2 separate regions of the Homo sapiens genome follow, and region 1 is linked to region 2. A link is an interaction called in ENCODE POLR2A ChIA-PET data of the cell type or tissue named here. Cell type or tissue: endothelial cell of umbilical vein. All regions are shown on one strand. Links, peaks and the distances in the headings refer to the core of each region. The heading gives the core; the rest is flanking DNA. Region 1 overlaps MAGEA4 (MAGE family member A4). Region 2 has its middle 10 kb from the start of GABRE.

Evidence for each region. Peaks named below come from ENCODE experiments on the same cell type or tissue, not always from the same donor. Only the 100,000 strongest peaks of a DNase experiment are listed, where the experiment ranks them.
Region 1: POLR2A ChIA-PET joins it to region 2 with 6 read pairs; 2 of 35 experiments call an interaction of 5 or more read pairs at or near these places.

The regions. Positions count from the first base shown.
Region 1 is chrX:151,916,921-151,921,303 of GRCh38, forward strand. The region is part of intron 1 of MAGEA4 (MAGE family member A4); the gene reads left to right. Among named protein-coding and RNA genes, the nearest start is that of MAGEA4, 6.2 kb to the left of the region's middle. In endothelial cell of umbilical vein, for the core only: no CTCF peak of the experiment used is centred there; no DNase peak of the experiment used is centred there.
Region 2 is chrX:151,982,518-151,986,900 of GRCh38, forward strand. No RefSeq gene overlaps it. Among named protein-coding and RNA genes, the nearest start is that of GABRE, 10 kb to the left of the region's middle. RefSeq lists a silencer at 3,532-3,751. In endothelial cell of umbilical vein, for the core only: no CTCF peak of the experiment used is centred there; DNase peaks (open chromatin) are centred at 954, 1,994 and 3,704; H3K27ac peaks cover 4,000 bases.

The DNA of each region.
Region 1 (4,383 bases), core at 233-4,232, 66 kb before region 2:
GGGGTTAGAGAGAAGCGAGCTGCTCTGACCAGCCGCTTGGGATTGGCGGAGGGAAGCGGGCCAGGCCCTGTGAGGAGTCAAGGTGAGATGCTGAGGGAGGACTCAGGAGGCCCCCACCCCAGATAGACGACCCCAAATAATCCCGCACCACTCCTGCTACCAGCCGTGGGCCACCTGTGGGCGGACTTCTGAGTCTGGGGCGCCCACCACCCCACTGCCTCTGAAGTCGCAGAGGACTCTGGAGTCAGAGCTTAGGGTGTTTAGTGTAAGACTAGTGAGGCCAGGCTCTGCCAGGCATCAATCTCAGGACCGTAAGAGAGGGCTAAGCGTACCCCACCCCTATTCCCATCCCCCATCACGTCCCCTTTCCCATTACCATTTGCACTCCTAAACCCATCCGCGCCCCCATCCCCCACCAGCACTCCTCCTCGACCCCCCACCTCTGTCATACCGCCATCTGCCACCCCAAAAACCGGGGCCCCTCCACCAACCTCACCCCTCCCACCCCCATCCACGCTGAATCGGGTTCCGCTTCCGCTTTCAACCCACTCCCAAAAACCCGCCCCCTCCACCGACCTCCCCCCCACCCCCATCCACGCTGAATCGTGTTTCCGCTTCCGCTTTCAACCCAAGAAAGCCTCAGGGGCCCGGATGTGATGCCACTGACTTGCGCATTGGGGGTTAGAGAGAAGCGAGCTGCTGTCTGACCAGCAGCTTGGGATTGGTGGAAGGAAGCAGGCCAGGCCCTGTGAGGAGTCAAGGTGAGACGCTGAGGAGGACTCAGGAGGCCACCACCCCAGATAGAAGACCCCAAATAATCCCGCACCACTCCTACCAGCCGTGGGCCACCTGTGGGCGGACTTCTGAGCTTGGGGCGCCCACCACCCCACTGCCTCTGAAGTCGCAGGGGACTCTGGAGTCAGAGCTTGGGGTGTTTAGTGTAAGACTAGTGAGGCCAGGCTCTGCCGGGCATCAATCTCAGGACCCTAAGAGAGGGCTAAGCGTACCCCACCCCTATTCCCATCCCCCACCACGTCCCCTTTCCCATTACCATTTGCACTCCTAAACCCATCCCCGCCCCCATCCCCCACCAGCACTCCTCCTCGACCCCCCACCTCTGTCATACCGCCATCTGCCACCCCAAAAACCGGGGCCCCTCCACCAACCTCACCCCTCCCACCCCCATCCACGCTGAATCGGGTTCCGCTTCCGCTTTCAACCCACTCCCAAAAACCCGCCCCCTCCACCGACCTCCCCCCCACCCCCATCCACGCTGAATCGTGTTTCCGCTTCCGCTTTCAACCCAAGAAAGCCTCAGGGGCCCGGATGTGATGCCACTGACTTGCGCATTGGGGGTTAGAGAGAAGCGAGCTGCTGTCTGACCAGCAGCTTGGGATTGGTGGAAGGAAGCAGGCCAGGCCCTGTGAGGAGTCAAGGTGAGACGCTGAGGAGGACTCAGGAGGCCACCACCCCAGATAGACGACCCCAAATAATCCCGCACCACTCCTACCTGCCGTGGGCCACCTGTGGGCGGACTTCTGAGCTTGGGGCGCCCACCACCCCACTGCCTCTGAAGTCGCATGGGACTCTGGAGTCAGAGCTTGGGGTGTTTAGTGTAAGACTAGTGAGGCCAGGCTCTGCCGGGCATCAATCTCAGGACCCTAAGAGAGGGCTAAGCGTACCCCACCCCTATTCCCATCCCCCACCACGTCCCCTTTCCCATTACCATTTGCACTCCCAAACCATCCACGCCCCATCCCCCACCAGCACTCCTCTCCTCTTCAACCCCCCACCTCTCTCATACCGCCATCTCCCACCCCAACAACCCGGGCCCTTGTACCAACCTCACCCCTCCCACCCCCATCCACACTGAATCACGTTCCGCTTCCGCTTTCAACCCACCCCCAAAAACCCGCCCCCTCCACCGACCTCACCCTTCCCACCCCCATCCACGCTGAATCTGATTTCTGGTTTCTCTTTCAACCCAAGAAAGCCCCAGGGGCCCGGATGTGATGCCACTGACTTGCGCATTCGGGGTTAGAGAGAAGCGAGCTGCTCTGTGACCAGCCGCTTGGGATTGGTGGAGGGAAGCGGGCCAGGCCCTGTGAGGAGTCAAGGTGAGACGCTGAGGGAGGACTCAGGAGGCCCCCACCCCAGATAGACGACCCCAAATAATCCCGCACCACTCCTGCTACCAGCCGTGGGCCACCCGTGGGCTGACTTCTGAGTCTGGGGCGCCCTCCACCCCACTGCGTCTGAAGTCACATGGGACTCTGGAGTCCGAGCTTGGGGTGGTTAGTGTAAGACTAGTGAGGGCAGGCTCTACGAGGCATCAACCTCAGGACCCTAAGAGAGGGCTAAGCGTACCCCACCCCCATTCCCATCCCCCACCCCCTCCCCTTTCCCATTACTATTTGCACTCCCAAACCCATCCGCGCCCCCATCCCCCACCAGGCTCCTATCCTCCTCAACCCCGCACCTCTCTCACACCACCATCTCCCACCCCAAAACCCGGGCCCCTCCACCAACCTCACCTCTCCCACCCCCATCCACACTGAATCAGGTTCTGCTTCCGCTTTCAACCCACCCCCAAAACGCGCCCCCTCCACCGACCTCACTCCTCCCACCCCCATCCACGCTGAATCGGGTTCTGCTTCCGCTTTCAACCCAAGAAAGCCGCAGGTGCCGGAATGTGATGCCACTGACTTGCGCATTGGGGGTTAGAGAAAAGCGAGCTGCTCTGTCTGACCAGCAGCTTGGGACTGGTGGAGGGAAGCGGGCCAGGCCCTGTGAGGAGTCAAGGTGAGACGCTGAGGGAGGACTCAGGAGGCCCCCACCGCAGATAGACAATCCCAAATAATCCCGAACCACTCATGCTCCCAGCCCTGGGCCACTCGTGGGGGGACTTCTGAGTCTGGGGCGCCCACCACCCCACTGCCTCTGAAGTCGCACGGGACTCTGCAGTCAGAGCTTGGGGTGATCAGTGCAAGACTGGTGAGGGCAGGCTCTGCCAGGCATCAACCTCAGGACTGTAAGAGAGGGCCGAGGGTCCCCCACCCCCATTCCCATCCCCCTTCCCATTCCCATCCACACTCCCAACCCCATCTACACCCTATCCCCCACCAGCACCCCTATCCTCCCCAAACCCCCACTACCCTTATGTCCTCATCCCCCACCCCAACACCACTATCCCCATCCAGGTTGAATCGCATTCCGTTTCTGCTTTCAACCCAGGGAAGCTCCAGGTTCCTGGATGTGATGCCAGTGACTTGTGCATTGGGGGTTAGAGAGACGCTAGCTTCTCAGTCTGACAGGCAGCTTGGGATTGGCAGAGGGAAGCCGGTCCAGGCTCTGTGAGGTGGCATAGTGAGAAGCTGAGGGAGAAGTCGGGAGGCCCTCTCCACCCCAGATAGACGACCCCAAATAATCCGGCACCCCTCCTGCTTCCAGTCCTGGGCCACCCGTGGGCGGACTTCTGAGTCTGGGACGCCCACCACCCCACTGCCGCTGAAGCCGCAGGGGACTATGGAGTCAGAGCTTGGTGTGATCAGTGCAGGACTGGTGGGGGTAGGCTCTGCCAGGCATCAACGTCAGGACCCTAGGAGAGGGCTGAGTGTCCCCCACCCCCATTCCTATCCCCTACCCCTTTCCCATCTGCACTCCCTACCCCATCTGTACCCCCATTCCCCACCTGTGCCCCTATCCTCCCCAACCCCCCAACCAGCCTCATACCCCCCTCCCCCACCCCTACCTTCATCCCCATCAGCGCAGCATCCGGTTCCACCCCTGCTTTCAATCCAGGCAAGCCCTGGGTGGCCGGATGTGATGCCACTGACTTGTGAATTGAGGGTTAGAGAGAAGTGAGTTTCTGGGTCTGAAGGGTGGCTTGAGATCGGCAGAGGGAAGGTGGCCCAGGCTTTGTGAAGAGGCAAAGTGAGACTCTGAGGGAGGATTCAGGAAACCCCTATCCCTGATAGAGGGTCCCAGCCCTGGACTACCCCGCGGAGGCTGACTTCTCAGACTGGGCTGCTCCCCACCTCCGCCCCCTTCGCAACGCGTTTGTTTAAGCCACAGGGGACTCTGGAGTCAGAGGTTGGTGTGATCAGGGAAGGGCTGGTTAGGAGAGGGCATGGCCCAGGCCCTGCCAGGAATCAAAGTCAGAAACCTGAGAGGGAACTGAGGTCCCCCAAGATCCTAGTCTAACCCCCACTCCCACAAATCCGCTGCCATTTCGCTGCTCCATTTCCCATTCCTTGCCCTCCACCCTCACCAGGCAGAATCCAGTTCCCCTTCTGCTATCAATCCAGGGAAACCCCAGGCTTGGTGCTGGGATGTTTTTTGGGGGTCAGAGAATCAAGGGCATAGTCCTGAGGGGCCAGTTGA
Region 2 (4,383 bases), core at 206-4,205:
TATTTCCTTACCCCAACCCTAAGAAAGACTTTCCCAGAAGGTCTCAAGGGAACAAATAGATGTTTCAGCAATGGTTTGGAGCCAGGAAGCTTCCTGGTGAAGATGAAGCCAAGCAGCTACACTGAAGAGTCTTTTTTTTTTTTTTTTTTTTTTTTTTTTGAGACAGAGTCTTGCTCTGTCGCCCAGGCTGGAGTGCAGTGGCATGATCTTGGCTCACTGCAACCTCCACCTCCCAGGTTCAAGCAATTCTCCTGCCTCAGCCTCTCAAGTAGCTGGGACTACAGGCACGTGCCACCACGCCTGGCTATTTTTTTGTATTTTTAGTAGAGACGGGGTTTCACTGTGTAGCCAGGATGGTCTCGATCTCCTGACCTCATGGTCTGCCAGCCTCGGCCCCCAAAGTGCTGGGATTACAGGCGTGAGCCAACGCGCCTGGCCAAGAGTCTTTGTGTTTTTCTTACCCTCCCTTACCAGCCATGCTTGCTTGCCCTGCTGTAGGTTAGGGAGGAAAAGAGGGAATCTCTTTCTGACATTTCCAGTAGTATCACCTTTTCCCTGGCAATCTGGTGAAATGTAGCCTATTAATGAAAGACATTTCTCCTCCCAAAGCTGTGGAAAACCAATTGTTGAGTTCATAATGCTTGCCAATCAGTTAGAACAATTGGGAATGTTGAGATTGGTCAAGTGCCCCAAGAGGCTCCTTGGATGGAAGAGCTGCCATCAAATTTATGGTGTGTAGCAGCCTGTCTTACAAAAGGGATTTGCTCCAACAGATTGGGAAGTGAACTCATCAGGGAAGTAAGTGTAAAAAGGTCTTTGTAAAGAGCAGGTGTTCTGTCTTTCCTGATGCATCATCAGTGATATCACTGGTTGGGCCTCAGTTCCAGCATTTTTATTGCTGGTGCTCTTGTATGACATAGAAAGGGCTCAGTGGTGAGCTAGATCACTTTGATACTGCCTGTTTCTATGGGCAACTTTGACAGGAACAACAACAGAGAATATTTTTCTCCCTCTAAAAGGGCTGTAAGAGAAATCAGGATTGGAAAGAGACTATAAAAGACTTGATGACATCAGCCTTAACTTTTTCCTGGAATAGAAGTCTTCCTCACAAGTAGGGCATTCAAACTCAGTTTGAGCCAGAGATGAGGAGCTCACTACCTCCACAGGGCAGCATGTGTCACTTTTCAATAAGCTCCACAGCAAAATAGTCGTTTGACATGGTAAGTGAAGAATTTTCTGAGAGAAGGTAGAGGAGTCAATCAGATCATCCCTTACTTTTCAAGTCCAAGTTGGCCAGGACAAAACAGTTAAACTTGAGATTAGAGAGCCTGTCCCTACTACTCTTGTGCTATGTGCACTCAGGCAGGCATAGTTTGAGCCCCCCCACACACACATAGAGGCATCCACTCTGTGACATTCATTATTTATTTTCACAAGAAAAATAACTAATTGACACATTGTCCTAATAGTTCTGATGTGATATAGACCAAAGATTAGCCAAGTATATAGAGACATCATACTTATCTCAATGTCCCAAAATCAATGCTAAAGCTCCTGCCATTTCTTCATAGACAAGCTTTTGGAACTTCACTCAGAGTCTGTTTACACTTAGTTTACAAACAGATCTACCTGTCTTGCAGAAACCTGGTTTTCCAGTCCACAGCAGCTTAACAGCAAAACTAGAAGAGAACAGGGCTTATTCACCTGATAATCCAGACTAGAAATAGTTATTAGTATTGTTATATTTTATGCAATTAACCATCGAATTTTCAGTATGTTCTTGGCAAAATCATTTTTCTTTTTCTGAACCTCAGTTTCTGTTTTTGTTTGTTTGGTGTGAGAAACTCCCTTGCATACTTAGGCTGTGTTATTGCTTAAGTCACCTATTGTGTTAGATAATTTACAGTACTTTTAGCTGCAAATAATGGAAACCCTTACTCAGACTGACTCAGACAACAAAAACATTTGTAACAGGAAGTCCATTCGTGTGTGGGCTGCTGGGTTGCTTAATTCAGCAGCTTGACATGTTATCGAAGACCATCTCACAGACATCACAATGGAGTTGGCTCTTTTCTTTAGTGGCAGAACTTGAACTAGAACAAGAACTAAATCTAACATCATATGACAGCTAACACGGTTCTGTTAGCTGCCTGTGCTGCCTTAGAACTGTGGGTATTCCCAAGTCAGCAGTTGCTTTCTGTATGAGGCTGTGTTTGGGGAAAAAAAAAAAAATCACTGGAAGCAGAAGAAAGCTGTCTCAGGGCACTCTTGATGTCAAATAGGCTTCCCTAACTCTAGGAAGAATCCGATTCCATGATATGGCTCCTTGTATATCAGAATGGAAAAAAGCCAAAGACGTTGGCCAGGACTTGGTCTGTTCAGGATGTTTCTCATCGGGAGAGGTGAGAACAGTGGATACTTTAAGGGATAGAGTGAGAAGTGAAACTGGCATACGTTTTCTCCTTTAGGTGTACAAGGGGGCTTTCAAGGATTTAAGGAAAGCAGTTTAGTCAGATTTGTGTTTTGTAAGGTTAACCTGGCTGTGATGGCAAGTCTGGATTTGAGGAAATGGGTGTGTGACCAGAAGTAGCTAGGTCTCTTAAGACTGTGTTGCAACATTCTGGGACAGAAATATTGAGAATTTGACTGAGGTCAGGGCAGAGGGGAAGGAGAAAAAGGGCCGAAAGTCTGTCAGATATTCATTCCAACCTGGTAGTTGTTGGCAGATTGTATGTAAGCTGGGAAAGGAAGGTTCCACTGACGGAGTCCATTAGGTTTCAGGTTCCATACCCCGACACTCTGATTGTCTCTGATGCCCTTCGCTGAAATGGGCTGCACAGAGAAGACAGGAAGCCATGTACTAGAAGATGGGGGTTTTGAAAATTTGGGATATGTTGACTCTGAGTCCAAGTGGAAGTTTCCAGGAGGCGGTTGAATATATCAGGCTGGAGCGTAGGACAGATATTTAGGTTATAGATTGACTTGTTAATATTAGGAATAGTATTGTACAGAACTATGTGATTTACAGAGCAGCTCTATCTTCATGATTTTATTTAGCTCTCACCCAAACTCTGTGAGGTAGACATTATCTTTCCCGCTTCCCAGCTGAAATAACTGTGTCTCAGAGAAAGTAGATGACTTGCCTAAGATTACACAGTCAGAAAGGAACAGAGCTGGGGCTAGAATGCAGGTCCCTCAATGCTGAGTGCCACATGCTTCCCCTTGTTCTTCAGATAGCAATGTCAGCCGCAGCAAGATCATGATAGAAGCTGTGGCAATTGCTGAGGTCCCTGGGAAAGCTTATGAAGAGCCAGAAGAGAGCTGGGCAGAGGATGGAGTCCTAGAGCTTTCGTGAAAGTAGACGTAAGCTGCCTGCAGCTGGGCCTGCAGAATTCTGATTGATGGGACAAAGTTATTATTCCACTTGCCTTTGGACCTTGCCTAGTCTCTTGACCCTGGGGATGCTGCAACTTTGCCTTTCCCAGCTCTCCTCCCACACCTACCCCAGCCTTCTCCTCCCTTTGCTCCTGCTGGAGTCACTGGGTTCTGGCTTGCAGTTTGGATCACGGTTCTGTACATTGTGCCTTGTAGTTCTGAACCTTGGCCATGTCCCTAGATTGTTGACTCACTGGATCCACCCTGGGCCTCCCTGGTTTGGTTTTGGACTCTGTCCAGGGTCTAGGCTGCCTGCTGTGTCACAGGGATTCAGCCACGTTTCCTCATCCCCTCTCAGGCCTGTTTTCTTAACAGTAGGTCACTGAAGAATGGCTGCGATTTGCCTGATTGGCAAACAAGACCCAGTGAAAGTTCACAGGGCATCTTCAACAGAAATGAGGGCTTTGCAGACTGGAGAGCTGTTCTCTAGGTGGCCCTTGTGGAGAGGCAGTACAAAAAAGTCTATAAGGCAAACATCAGCCAAATCGGGGTGAGTTGGAGGAAAGAGGGTACCAAGGAAGACAATGCAAGCTCTGGTTTCTGCCTTCAGGGAAACGAGATGCCATTTCTTTGAGTCCTCAGCAGGAAGCAGTGAGCAGGAGAACTGCACTGAGGACAACCATACTTCTTGTATCACATTTTCCAGCCTGGGGAGTGAGGGATCTACACAAGAGTACTGAAAGGAAGTTCACCACTTTTAGCATCAATGCTCTTGAAAAGTATTATTTAAACCATATTATGAGGGAAACTCATCTCCCAGATAAGGCTTATTTTTCTACCCTAGGGAAAGGAAGCACACCAGACATATGTAACCTGTTCCTAATGACTCCTGGTTCTTATTGTAAACTTCGCTTCCTGTCCTTGGCCATGACAGCAGTTGTCTTGGTTGCCACTTAGACAAAGTCACTTTATTCCTATGGAAAATGGCCTAGATGGATGTGCTTTTTG